3 separate regions of the Homo sapiens genome follow, and all the other regions are linked to region 2. The links are chromatin contacts, found by Hi-C or POLR2A ChIA-PET in ENCODE. All regions are on one chromosome and are shown on one strand. The core of a region is the stretch at or near the end of the contact, and the rest is flanking DNA. Distances in the headings are between cores, read along the strand shown.

Evidence for each region. Hi-C counts contacts between places; a loop is a spot of excess contacts on that map. ChIA-PET counts read pairs that join two places held with the same protein, here RNA polymerase II (POLR2A). Pooled maps may share reads with other maps.
Region 1: a map of left cardiac atrium shows a loop between it and region 2 (2.3-fold over the local background). The contact joins two enhancer-like sites. A Hi-C loop is called at or near these places in 1 of 168 maps with a recorded cell type or tissue (left cardiac atrium), 4 of 37 single-sample maps with no recorded cell type and 4 of 50 pooled maps. POLR2A ChIA-PET finds 5 or more read pairs at or near these places in 6 of 52 experiments (AG04449, BJ, GM12878 and 3 more).
Region 3: a pooled map shows a loop between it and region 2 (2.1-fold over the local background). The contact joins two enhancer-like sites. A Hi-C loop is called at or near these places in 1 of 168 maps with a recorded cell type or tissue (CD8-positive, alpha-beta T cell) and 1 of 50 pooled maps. POLR2A ChIA-PET finds 5 or more read pairs at or near these places in 3 of 52 experiments (A673, AG04449 and WTC11).

The regions. Positions count from the first base shown.
Region 1 is chr5:72,206,755-72,211,030 of GRCh38, forward strand. It overlaps MAP1B (microtubule associated protein 1B), which reads left to right. Exons shown (of 7, transcript NM_005909.5): 7 at 1-2,811. Among named protein-coding and RNA genes, the nearest start is that of MIR4803, 39 kb to the left of the region's middle. Within about 2 kb of position 2,922, at least 2 of the 41 ENCODE cell types and tissues checked have a DNase peak (open chromatin) inside an H3K27ac peak, as active enhancers do.
Region 2 is chr5:72,279,695-72,284,594 of GRCh38, forward strand. The region is part of intron 4 of MRPS27 (mitochondrial ribosomal protein S27); the gene reads right to left. LOC107986422 (a long non-coding RNA gene) reads right to left here. Exons shown (of 2, transcript XR_001742742.2): 2 at 1,156-3,964. Among named protein-coding and RNA genes, the nearest start is that of MRPS27, 38 kb to the right of the region's middle. Within about 2 kb of position 2,582, at least 7 of the 41 ENCODE cell types and tissues checked have a DNase peak (open chromatin) inside an H3K27ac peak, as active enhancers do.
Region 3 is chr5:72,345,487-72,349,778 of GRCh38, forward strand. All of the region lies in intron 8 of PTCD2 (pentatricopeptide repeat domain 2), which reads left to right. Among named protein-coding and RNA genes, the nearest start is that of PTCD2, 27 kb to the left of the region's middle. Within about 2 kb of position 2,450, at least 4 of the 41 ENCODE cell types and tissues checked have a DNase peak (open chromatin) inside an H3K27ac peak, as active enhancers do.

The DNA.
Region 1 (4,276 bases), core at 1,672-4,171, 73 kb before region 2:
GCAAGATTGAAGTCTGATATTGCAGTAATGATATTTATTAAAAACCCATAACTACCAGGAATAATGATACCTCCCACCCCTTGATTCCCATAACATAAAAGTGCTACTTGAGAGTGGGGGAGAATGGCATGGTAGGCTACTTTTCAGGGCCTTGACAAGTACATCACCCAGTGGTATCCTACATACTTCTTTCAAGATCTTCAACCATGAGGTAAAAGAGCCAAGTTCAAAGAACCCTAGCACAAATTTGCTTTGGGATTTTCTTTTCTGGAAAAAAAAAATAAAAGAAATAGTACATTGAAAACAAATGAATTCTCAACTCCTACGGTTCATGTAGAGTTTAGAGAAAATTTCCATCATTGTCATCATTGAACTGTGAACCTGGGAAGCCAGATCATGATTAACACTGACATCAAGTTTCAAGTTGCAGATCAATGCACCCAGTGTTCAGATGAGGCAAACTTCTCCGTGACAACTGTGCTGTGCTCTGTCACATTACATTTCCTGCAGACTCTAAGATCTACGGAGTAGAGAACAATGACCTCATTTTATTTTCTATGTTAGTTATTTATTTCAAAATTAACATTTTAGTTGATTTTTGTCTGATAAGTCTATGTTTTGCACTGCTAACTATGATGAGGGTTTAAAAAAATGCTTCTTCAGGGTCCTTTCACTGAGGACCTATGCAGTCTACTTAATGCTGTGAATTACATTTTTCAAATGTTTAATTTTTTAAAGAAAATTAATATTCTATTTTTGTTAGGCTTCTCTAGAAATGCAGCTTTTATTTATTACCCCATTTCTTTCAAGTCCTTGGAAAATAACATATTAAGGGTACAAGAAATTAACACATGATGGAAAAGTCATTGTGACGCCAATGAATTTCATTGAGTATAAACTCATCTACTTCAAATTTATTTTATAACACAACCTAAGATACTCAAGATAATTATTTAATGGTTAGCTCTTAAGTTGAATTGGTCTACATAATGCGTGGGAAGAAAACCAGATTTTTAGCCTTCTTGCCAAATCCAGACCTCTGGTTGATTTTTCTTTGACAGAAGATGCAAGTTATTTTCCAATTTCACAATTAAATGTATTTAACCTGAACATTATTTTGCTTTAAAAACTATAAACATTGTAGGAGAATTATAGCCAGTCTTCAGTTATAACCACTCCACCCTCCTCACTTTCTCTCTCTCTCTCTCTTTTTTTTTTTTTTTTTTTTTGCTATGGGATTTAATGGGAAAAATATGTAAAAACTGTCACTAGTCAGCTGGCTCTTTTTCCTATGAAATCTATCAGTACCTTTCTCCATCCGTTGTTCTCAATATGACCACAGAGCCTGAGTATACCAAGAAAACCAATATTCGCATTACAGGTTGCTCCTGTCCTTCCAGACACCTTTCCTGCCTGTGTGACTAACCTAATTTTGCTAGTTCCATAAATACACGATTAGTTTAGTAACAGCCATCACAATGTACCATGTACATTCATGGTGAGAGCTAAAGATCGACACAGACTTCTAGGAGCTTTGTTCATACTGATTACTTAATCCAATTGTATAGATTGAATATTTGAGTGGAAGGAATTTACACTCTGTTTAAATGATGGGATTCTATCGAGATAGCACTCATGATCATGACCTTTTTGGTAGTATTCTTAAACAAAATTCTACAGAGACTAAATGTTAGCGATGATCCTCCATTTTCAATTTTAACCAATTCTGTCCCCTTTCTCAAAACCCTGAGCCCTGTGCATGCTTTCTCAGTCTTGTGGTGGGACTGGATACAATGACTAACTTCCCCTCCTCCCCTCTTTAAACACCATTTTCCATGGAGTTCAAAAAAATTTTTTTTCTTAACGTTACATATCATAGTGAATGGTTTCCCCAGTGTATATGAATGTTTTAAGTGTCTCCAATAGCTTATGCAGTCTAGGAGCTTTCCAATACTCATTTAATTAAGATTTAATCATTTGCTAATGGAAATCTTACCACCTTTCATTTTCCCTCTGTTACCAAATTTCAGCTCTTAGGAGCTGCTCTACAATTCTGAATTTGCTTTTCTTGCCTCTCTTTAGTCACCTGTCACAGGAGGTTCCTGCTCAGTAATGATATTGTGAGTTAGGATAATAACTTTTTTTTTTTGTGCTTCAGATTTAGAAGAAAAGATCCTGTTTCCATTTGAAAGGAACTGTAAGCTTTTATCTTTTAACCAACTGAACAATACACCAAAAGCAGCCTAGGGATGAGCATTTCTTTGAAAGCAATTAGGTTATTCACCTGGTATTAAAACTATTTACTGTTAAAAAATCTGTGACTTCATGAAGTTGATTTTTAAAGGCAGCATCAAAAACTGAAAAGGAAGGGAAAAAATAGGCAGCTTCTCTGCACTTGTTTGGAGCTCCCCAAAACAGGAGCCATGGAGAAGTGGCATCAAGACCGGGCTGCCCTTTCGAGAACACCCTGTGGCAGTTCAGAGACACGCTTTTCCTACACTGCATGCAGCCCCTCTTTCCAGCACTGGAAAGAAGTGGTCTTGAGCCCAGCTGAGAAGCACTTCACACTCCTCTCTCTTGTTCTGAATGGTGTTTGTGTCAGTCTGCAGCTGTGTATGGTATTATGTCTTATAATCCTGCATCACTTCTATCCTATCCAGTCATATCTAATGTAGAAAATTAGTTTCCAGTGAAAGTAATATGTAGTGCTTTTATGATATTTGTGTGCAATATCCCCTCTTCCATTGAGGATATTTGATGTAAAGGAAAAAAAAAAACTCAGTTCCACAATAAAATACAAAAGTGGCAAAAGTTCATGTGTGTGCTGTGCTGTCTTTTGCTTTGTGTTCCTGAGTTGGGCTTTGCCACTCACGCAGAATGCTGGGCAGTCAGGGCATGACGGCAGGGGGTGACTACGTTCTTTTCAAGATGGGCTCCCTGGCTTTTGGCAAACTGCCGAAAGCATCTTGCTAATGCTTGCAACTGCTACCTCGTTAACTTTTATAGCCAAGCTCTAGAGGATGTGAGCGTGTAAGGACAGAAACTGGGAGGTGAAGGGAAGGAACAATTAAAATTATTGCTTAAAAAAAAGAAAAAAAAAAGGATAGCTGGGTGCAGTGCTACATGCCTGTGATCCCAGTACTTTGGGAGGCCAAGGTGGGAGAATCATTTGAGCCCGGAAGTTCAAGGCTGTAGTGAACCATGATTGTGCCACTGCACTCCAACCTGGGCAACAGAGAGAGACTCTGTCTCTAAAAAAAAAAAAAAAAAAAAAGAAAGAAAAGATAGACCAGACCAGAACCTGTCATATTCAGCAATTGTGCTCAGTACCTATCTTTTTCTTAGTTCCTTGCTCACTGTTACAGAATATCCTCTATCTAACATAATATGTTGTGGATTTGACTCACACCCAGGAACTAGCAGTTGTTGGGAAAAAGTGATTATATATGTAGCAAAGAATACCTAACAAGAGGAGGATTTCCTCCCTGTCATTCAAATGATTATTACACATTTACCCTGTACCTGGCAGTAGGTTATATTACAAGATATAACCTAACTGCTGCCCTAACTGATTGGGGGAAGACAGACCAGCAGAGGCAATGATACCACATCGTGATGGGGGCTCCTAAAATTCAAGAGCGAGCTTAGGTGACCATAGGAAAAGCACCGCAAATGATGTCTCGGCTGAGCTCTGGAGTGTGTGTGTGTGTGTGTGTGTGTGTGTGTGTGTGTGTGTGTGTGCATTGGTTGGACCAAAAGTAAATTCCAGGCAGAGACAAGAGCTCACACAGGGTCTCAGCAGAGAGCAGGATCAGCATATGTTAAGGAGCACAGACTGCTCACAATGGCAGCATGTAAATGGGGGAGGCCCTGGCACTTCAGTTTCCCACCATGTGGCCACAAAAAACATGCCCATAAGGTTCTTAATAGAGACCTCCAAGACTGGGCCCTGCCTGTCTGCAGAGATGGTCCTTTAGCCTCAAAAGACCCCAGCAGCCTGTCCTGAGTTATTATGATATCCCTCTGTGTGTCATATCCACTCCTTTTGATCTTAACATTTCCCCTCCAAACCATGGGGCTACATTGAATGGTCCTATCAGAAATCACTGCTTGCTAAGAGGGATTCTGAAATCCCTCCAGAAATTAAAGGGTTAAGCATGTGAGCACTCAGGGTGGGAAATCATCACTTACAGATTTTAATTTCATCTATCAGACTCAAATTAAATAGTAAATAAGTTGTTTTCTATTCCACTGCCAAATTGTTCAGTTCCAGGAA
Region 2 (4,900 bases), core at 1,332-3,831:
CCCAAAAACAATTATCACTTAGTAATAAAACAAAACAAAAAAATTTATCAATCTTTTGTTATGTTTTTTGTGTCTTGTTCAAAAAAAAACAAATCCTTCAGTGTCCCCAGTGTTATACTACTATTAATATTCTCCTATATTTCCTTCTAAAAGTTTTGCTTTTTCCATTTCGGTTTTTAATCTACCTAAAAAAAATGTGTGTGAGTATGTTCATATATTTTGAAGTAAGAATGAAGAATTTTCCCATATAATTGTTAGATTATCGATTGTCTAAGTAGCATTTATTAACTAATCCATTCTTCGCCCTTTGATGTAAAAAATATCTCAGGTTTCCAGATATGTAGATACATTTCTGGGTTCTCTCTATTCTGCTCCACTAGTCTATTTGTCTACATCTAAGCCATTATCTTCATTTGTATTTTTTGTAGCTTTCTAATAAGTCTTGTTGTCTATCTTGTGGACCAATCATTTTATGTTAGTCTTCTTAAAACTGTCTTAGCTATTCTTGGTTTTATTCTTTCACTTGAATTTCAGGGTCATCTTCTCAGGTTCCCCAAAAATTTCTGCTGAGATTTTGGTTGGAATTGCACTGAATTTATAGATGAAATGTGACACTTACTGTTTAATAGTTTAAAACAAATAAAATGGAAAGATATACTTAAAAGACTGGCAAGAAACACACTAAAAACAAGTGATTTTTCCTTTATAAGTATTTTTTTTAAAAAAAGAATATGTAATTACTTTTTCCATAAACAAGAAATGATTTTAAAAATATGAAAAAAATGTATATTTCATTCTAACCTGCAAGGCTGCACAGCAGCCCAGTTTTCTATATAAGAATCAGCTCTACAAATAGAAACTCTTGCACAGCTTCTAAAAAAACCAATAAAATAAAAGTGGGGAATGCTGACAACATTAAACAACTTTAGCCATTCTGAGCTGCTCTTGTGCATGCCAGATATCAAAACTAAAATCTCTGGAAGCAGTTCCACAATTTCTATTTCAATTGCTTACATGCTCCCAGCCCACAGAACAGACCTCTCTTTTTGTGTCTAATCTGTATTTTGATTATTGATTCAATAACATCTTATCAGAGATCAGTTATGGTGCAGTTTTTTCCTAACTGGGAATCATTTTCTTGAGGCTTCTTCTCCCTTCTTCACAGATAGTAAGCAGATCTGTTGCCCCCTTCTGGTTTGTGGCTGTAAGCTTAGCAATACGGGTACACGTATGACAGATTTGATTTGCTGTCTTTTAGGGTCAGGAAGCTTCCCCCAAAATGTGATATCCTTTCTAAATGTGTGTTGAACTACTAGTGTTCCTAAGCATCTACTTCTCCACATTCCTGAGCCTTGATGGCCCTTACACCTTGATGCCCTTGGGGCAGGGGTGGTGCGGATGGTTAGGGAAACCTAAACCAGAAATCAAATACATTTTCCCATAAGAGAGAAGTATGGGAAATAAATACTCCTTGCTTCTCCCGATGTTACAATCTAGTATAGTCAACATTAAAGCTAAATTTTATTGAGCACTGACCTTCTTTGTCCCAAGACTGTTCTAAGGGCATTATAACGTTATCAATTTCTTGGAGTCTCATAAATACCCTAAAGCACAGGCACTATTTTAACACTCATTTTATGAGGGAGGAAATGGATGGCACATTCGACATTCAAATCCAGGCACTCTGGCTCAAGTCCATACTCTTGTCTACTATACTATACTGTGTCTCAGGTAAAGAGAAAGAAAGAAATATTTTTGACAGAAGACAAAACAAAATAAGTAAGCACCCCTGAATAGGTAAAACAAAATTTTATAGATGGGTCAGAGAGATCACATTCAACCGTGAAAATCAGGGTAAGTTTATGAGTGTAGCAGAATTTGGGACAGGCCTTAAAACACAGGCTGTATTCTGTTAGAAAGAGACAGTGGGGAGGGAAGAGCATAGGCAAGATATGAAAGTAGAAGGCACATTCAGAGAACAGTAGTCCATTCCAACTGGAGTCTGAAAGCACTGTGTAAGTGTGTAAGTCTGTTATTACCTGCTATTATTCAGCAAATGGAGGACTATACTAATCTATACGTATGAGATGCACAAAGTTCTCACTTGAACACATAATTTCAGTGTTTGACTTATCAAAACTCTGCCAAGATTTTTACCAATGAAGACTAATGATTGAGTTTCACCTCTTGGTAGTGTCCATCACTGAACTATGTAACAGCCAGTGCATAATGAATACACTGTTCATGTGCTGTAATGATCTGGTGTTGGAAGACCTAGTTTTAAGTCCCAGCTTTGCCTATTACTAGGTATAAAATGGTGATACTATTTGTCTTAAAATCAGCATTGCTATTAAAAAAACAGAATAGACCTCAAAATGTAAAATCTGCCTGTTCAAAACAAACATACCTGGAAATCTATCATGAAAATGAAAGCAGCCTAGACCACTAAACAGAATTCACATCAAATACTTCTAGCTCCTCAGATGTCCTCTTGCCTAGACACACAGCATCTGGAAATACTCAGGAATTTATTTGCCTTTGGCCTCAAAAACCATGATGCAATCAACTGAAACTTCTGTTCCCATAAATCTCTCCTTGAAGCTTCTGTTTATCTACTCAGCTCTCCCTTAAATATTATACCAGTTTCTGAAACGATCTCTTAATTATTTTCAAATCAAACTGCGTTACACTTAAAACCCTACTGAAGTAGGGTTTATATAATAAATATAAAACTATATTTTAGTTATGCCTTTCTCATTGCCCTGTAGCTATAATTCCTGGTACCTTAATTTGACTTTACAATTATAAAAATAGGCAGGAGAAATATTTTTCAATAAAAGGGGTTTATACTGTAGAAAAAAAAGAACTTGGATACATATTCTTATGTGAAATTTTAGGAGTTTAAGGTTTAATTTACAAATGGTTCTGTAGCTATTAGAACAGATTTACTTTAGCCTTCTCCTTTTAAATCTCATGTATATACAAGGCATCAAAAACATGTGGTTTGTGGGCCTTGCAGGAAAAAGGCAAGTACATATGTATAAAAATTAGTTACCTAGAGGATAAATAAGAGTGGATACCCAACTTCTCATACCACAAAATTTACTAAATATATTCACAAACAAGATAGTAAATGAAGTCTGTCACCTAAATCCAGAAGAGAATAAGAGATCTTCTACCCTTTCTGTTGTTTACTTTTACATCTATTAGTTTTTCTCTTGATATTCATAGTTAAGGCGGCTGGAACTTCAATTTTAAAGTGAATAAAATTCTGCGTGAGAAACTAAACAAAAAGCCAGAGCTACATGCTTTCAAAGTCTGAGGCATCTGGTGATAAAATCTTATCAGTGACATTAAGAAACATTATGTTTTAGCTATGGGAAGTGCCTTGGGAGGCATCCAAGATGATCTGCTCATCTAGAAAGCTGATGTCCAGAGAGTTCACTAACTAGTTCAAAGCTACAGATCAAAGTGGGGACTAAACTGGTCCTAAGACCCCAGTCACCTCTTTCTTCCCATCCTGACTCCTTCAGGGTCTTTTTAGTACCTCCCCCACAAGATAATACATTTTCATTGTTGAATTTCTTTTTATGTTAATTTTTTTCTAGGTTTAATTAATTCTATGTCACACTGTTAGGAGGTTTCAAAATGTTCATTGAGTCTGTATCTTTTGGTATATTACTGAAACTGCTTAGGAAAAAAAACTGACACAAAGAGATACACTGGGCTAGCTGATGAGCTTCTGAACTTGAAGTCAGGCCTCATCCACAGCTGGAGCTTGGACTTGTCACATGGCTCCAAGGGACTCACTTAGTCTATCCAGGTTGCAATTTCAGATTCCGGAAGTTGGCAGGACTTCAGAGGTCATCTGGTCTAAAATTTTCCAACTAGTGCCAATACACCAGGAAGACCCAATGGGTATGTTTTGGCAATTGTTCTTTCTCCAAAGGTCTGTGGCCAGTTCCTGTCAAACAGTCCAAGTATGGTCAAGTAGGCAAGATATGATCCAGCAAGCTTAGAAAGAAATGTGTACGTACAAAAAAAAAAGGCAAAAGAAAAACTCACCCTCTTGCTGCCTTCTAAATCTGCTTCCAATTCAATACTTCTATCATGTACAAGCCACTTTCCCACTGAGGTTCAATTTTCAGTTCATTTTTGACTCTCCTTGTTTTCTGTCTCTACATTCAACCTGCCATTAATCCTGCTGATCCAATTTTTTCCCTCCTATGTACATTTCTCTCTTTATTTCCACTGTCTACTACCACAGGACAGGTCTTTTTTCTCTATATGCATAGACAATTTCCTTATAACATTTACCAATTTTAATAAAAAATTTACCCTGTTATAAATCTTTCTGAAATACTTTTATTATGATATATACTTCTTAAGAATCTGCAGATGACTATCTTGAGGATCTTTTAAAAAATATTTTTTCAGGCTAGGTGTGGTGGCTCATGCCTATAATCCCAGCACTTTGGGAGGCCGAGGCAGGTGGATTGCTTGAGTCCAGGAGTTCAAGACCAGCCTGGGCAACATTGTGAGACCCCATCTCTAAAAAAAAAAAAAAAAACACCACCAAAAAGGCCAGGCATGGTGGCATACGCCTAAAGTCCTAGCTACCTGGGAGGCTGAGGTAGGACAATTGCCTGAGCCTGGGAAGTTGAGGGTACAGTGAGCTAAGATCCTGCCACTGCATGCCAGCCTGGGCAACAGAGTGAGACCCTGTCTTTAAATTAAAAAAAAAAAAAAAATTTGGTTAATTTCCTTCTGTGTGTGTGTGTGAGAGAGAGAGATGGAAAAAGAGAAGGGGGGAGGGAAGGGAAGGGAAGAAATGAAAAATATGTATTTTTTGAATAAGTAATATACACCCATGATATAAAATTCAAAAGTTACAAGAGAC
Region 3 (4,292 bases), core at 1,200-3,699, 66 kb after region 2:
GACAGGCATAGGAAATCACAAGGGTATTGATTGGGGAAGTGATAAGTGTCCATGAAATCTTAACAATTTATGTTCAGAGTAAAGACAGTAAAGACAGGCATAAGAAATTATAAACGTATTAATTTGGGGAACTAATAAATGTCCATGAAATCTTCACAATTTATTTTCTTCTGCCATGGCTTCAGCCAGTCCCTCCATTTGGGGTTCCTGACTTCCTGCAACAAATAGTTGCTATCTTTTTGTTGTGGGGATTAAAATAAATTATGCATATAAAATAGTTAGCATAGTGCCTGGCAGGTAGTCTGTTCAATGAATATTTGCTAATACTAATAGTATTTTTTTGACATGAGTTAAATTAAAAGGAATATTCATTTGTACTGAATCCTAGAACCTAGTGAATAGGAATTATGCATAACTCCAAACTTCTGAAAGAGTCATACTTAAAGATAATAATGCTTTTCAGTTCTGCCCATAGTAGTTATCCTCAAATGTCATCCCACACCAGTGCCCAGGTGACTTTTCAGAGAATGACTAGATGAGTATTTATGGTAAATTTTGGAGAACAAGGTCAGGCAAGAAGTGTGCAATAAGAATTCCTCATATTGGACCTCAACTTTACTTTTCAAAATGCTTTTACATGAGAGAAAGGTGAGCCCAAGGAACCAGAAAGATGGAGAGAGTGATAACAGAGAACTTGAAAAAATGAAATGGGTTTGTAATGGAAGAAACAAAATACTAGAAAAATATCGACAGAGACATTTTAGTTTCAAAGGGCATAAACTTGGAGGGCATGAACTCAACTATATACACCTGGTAATGGATTTGATATGAACTGATGAATGCCATAAGAAAGCAGGGAAGTATGAGGGCTCAGAAATGAGTTTATAAGGCATTAATGGTGAGGCAGAGGAAGCACCAGAAAAGAGAGGGAAGGACTTGCAGCTGTGTAGAAATCCAAGCGGCTGAGAGCCCTCCCTGTCTTAGCCTGCTGCAGGTAGCTCCTGTTCATCTTGGGGGCTGAAGCAGAAACTACAGGTCTGAGCAGGTGGGTCAGCCTGAAAAGCTCACACGCTAAAGCAGGTCTGGGAGGCCAAGGTTGGCAAAGGTCCAGAGTCCAGAAGGTCAGGTCATTTGAGCAAGTGATACCAGTAAGCTAAACAGACTGGGAAGCCTGGTCTTCCAGCAGGCATACTATGTCTCTGACTTATCTGCTTCCTACTGGATATGGACAGCTCTGGTATTCCAGTATATAATTGCTTCTGAGAGAGAGAATGGCCTTCAGATGTCCCATCTATCATGATGGGACAGAATAGAACTGCTGGGATTAGCAAGATACTCTTCCACTAAAGCTAAAGCTATCCAAGTCTCTGATAACATCAGGAAGGAAAGAAAGGAGAAAAGGGGGAGAAGTGTTTTACTTGGATCATTGATCACTTTTCCTAGAATTGAAGCAAGGTTGAGGGTTTCAGTAAGAATTGGTGATAAGAAATCAAACAGTGAGGTAAGCAGGTTTTAATTTATCTAAGGTGTCATGCTTGGTACTTTAGATTTGTTATACAACTCTATCAAAACAATTTTTCTCCACATTATAGATGTGGAAAATGAAGATTCAAGGGTAAGTAAATTACCTTAGTTCTCCCAACTAAATAAATAGCAGAGTCAGGGTTTTAACACCAACAACTCTGTCTGACTGCGAAGCCTAGGGTTTCCCCGCCACTCCAGACCTACAGAGATGAAAAAGGTGCGTCTCTTTTATCCAGGACTGGGATTAGTGGCTCCTCTTGAATAATAAAAAGAACACAAGACTGGATGTCAAAAACCATGATCCCACTAGTGCATGTAAGCCACCTCTGGATTTAGATTTCTCATCTCCTTCCATCGTGGCCTATCTCTCACAGTTACAAGAATCTGGTAATGGGCTGGGTGCGGTGGCTCATGCCTGTAATCTCAGCACTTTGGAAGGCTGAGGTGGGTGGATTATTTGAAGTCAGGAGTTCAAGACCAGCCTGGACAACATGGTGAAACCCCATCTCTACTGAAAATACAAAAATTAGCTGAACGTGGTGGTGTGTGCCTGTAATCCTGGCTTACTTGGGAGGCTAAGGCAGGAGGATTGCTTGAACCTGGGAGGCGGAGGCTGCTGTGAGTGGAGATCACACCATTGCACTCCAGCCTGGGCAACAGAGCGAGACTCTGCCTCCAACAACAACAAAAATAATCTAGTAATGATTTGATTTTTTTTTTTTCCCCCAAATGAGAAGGTGCTTTGGTGGAGCTAAACATGAGCCTGCTGAGCATGAGGCTGTCCATTCCCAATAAGAGGAGCAATGCAGGGCATGATGAAAAAAGTGTGTGCTTGCCCACCAGGCAGCAGGAACAGCTCCTTTCCTCTGAGGGCTAGAAAGGAAAGTCAGCCTATGGATGCAGTGGAATGGGCGTGTTTCAGGCAAGGACTCCATAAGTAACTTTGAAGTGATACTGAGTATGAATCATCCTCTCTGAACTGCGTCACAGAATTACCCACTGTCGGGAAACTTAAAGATAGTTTCAGTGTTTAAAAATTCTCAGGAAATTCTTTCAAATGTTCAACCCAAATTTCTCATGTTGCAATATAAGCCTATGTCATCTTCCTCGGGGATGATGAAAAAGATATGGTTGCCATTCTCAAGTTTAGTAATCTTTTAGATTCTAGGTCTCTGTTAGTAGAGCACATTTTAAAAAATGACTGCATGGACCTTAGCTTCTCCAAGGCTGACTCATCTACTTGAAATCCTTAAAGGCAGCTTATTAATTATTGAGAGATGGAAACTGACAGATAGGCTGAGTAGTGTCTGTTTAGTCAGTATTCACAGAAATCAATGAAACTTTTTTCTGATATACTTTAAAAATTAATGCTTTATGCTAAAATCTTTTGCTACTGTCAACTGAAATTTGAACTTAACAAATTTTCTCCCTGACTTGATTGTTTTATTAAATTGCTCCTGTTGCCAGTGTGACCCAGAGGGCCCAGTTTCCTATTTTCCCAGCTAATACGTGATACATACTGCAATGATTTAACAGATCTCATCAAAACACATGTATGTTGACTCTGCCTTTTCAGTCTGAATTTAAACTTCTCAATCTCAAACATAGACCCTCTTTAGCAATGCTGCTTCACATCAAAGAATTAATTTCCACTTCCAAATATGTCTGAAAATAGCAGAGACCAGTGCAGGGTAACTTTCCACTGATCGTATTTGAATTCTAATCATTTATGTATAAAACTGGCATGTCTCCAATTGGAGATCCATTTTGGAATTGAATTTACCTTGCAAGGGAATTGACAAGTGGTTTTGCTGCTTTTATCATTCATTTGTTAATACAGGTGAATGTGTTAATGCCCCTTTCTCCTACCCACTTAGGTCACCCTAAAGTTCTAGCATATGCTGGGAAGTCTAGGATGCACAGGGAGGAAAGGAGACAGGACTCATTTCTCACAAATTCCTTCGTGGCAGCATCTTACTCATATGTGTGAGTTAAGAATTGCATTTGTTTGGGAGCAATGTAGACTCCAAAAATAAAAATAAAACCTGTACAAATTAGAGCATTTATTTTTCTTCCATGTAGAAAACGAGTCTGGTCAGTCCACGCCTTGTGTGGCATTCCATGATGTCATCAGGAACCCAGCCTCTTTCTATGTTTCTACTCTACCATCTTTAACACGTGACTTCCATTCATTATATCCCTGGTCCAGCAAGAAGTAGGAAAAATGGGAGTGGACAAAGAAGTTCATCCCTTTTAAAGACGCTTTCTCAAATGTCTCATCTAACAACTTGTACTGATGGTGTTATTGGCCAGAACTTAATCCCATGACCATACCTAATTGCAAAGAATACTGAGAAATGGTCTTTGAGTTTCGTACATACATGAAAGTGTCTATTAAGGTTAGGGAGTTCTGTTATCGAAAAAGGAGGAGAGAATGGATATTGGTTAGAAAACTGGCAGCCTCTACCACACTATGATATCCTACTTCAAATATAGCAAACCTAAAACAAAAATAAAAGAAACAAGAAATGTAAATTTCTGCATCCTCAGGGCTTCTGTTCCCTTTTTTGTTCAAAGGTATCTAGTAACGTATTTCCTGATGCCTCAGAAAATCAAAGAGGCAGGAAGCATGTGTTCTTTAAATAGTTTTTCTTACCAAAATTTCCCCTGTTCCTTACCAACTGAGTTTCCCTAGTCTTTTGTTGGAAATCTGTAAGATTAAGGCAATGTGCTGTACCCTACTTTCATTTTCTTTAGCTGAACCCTGA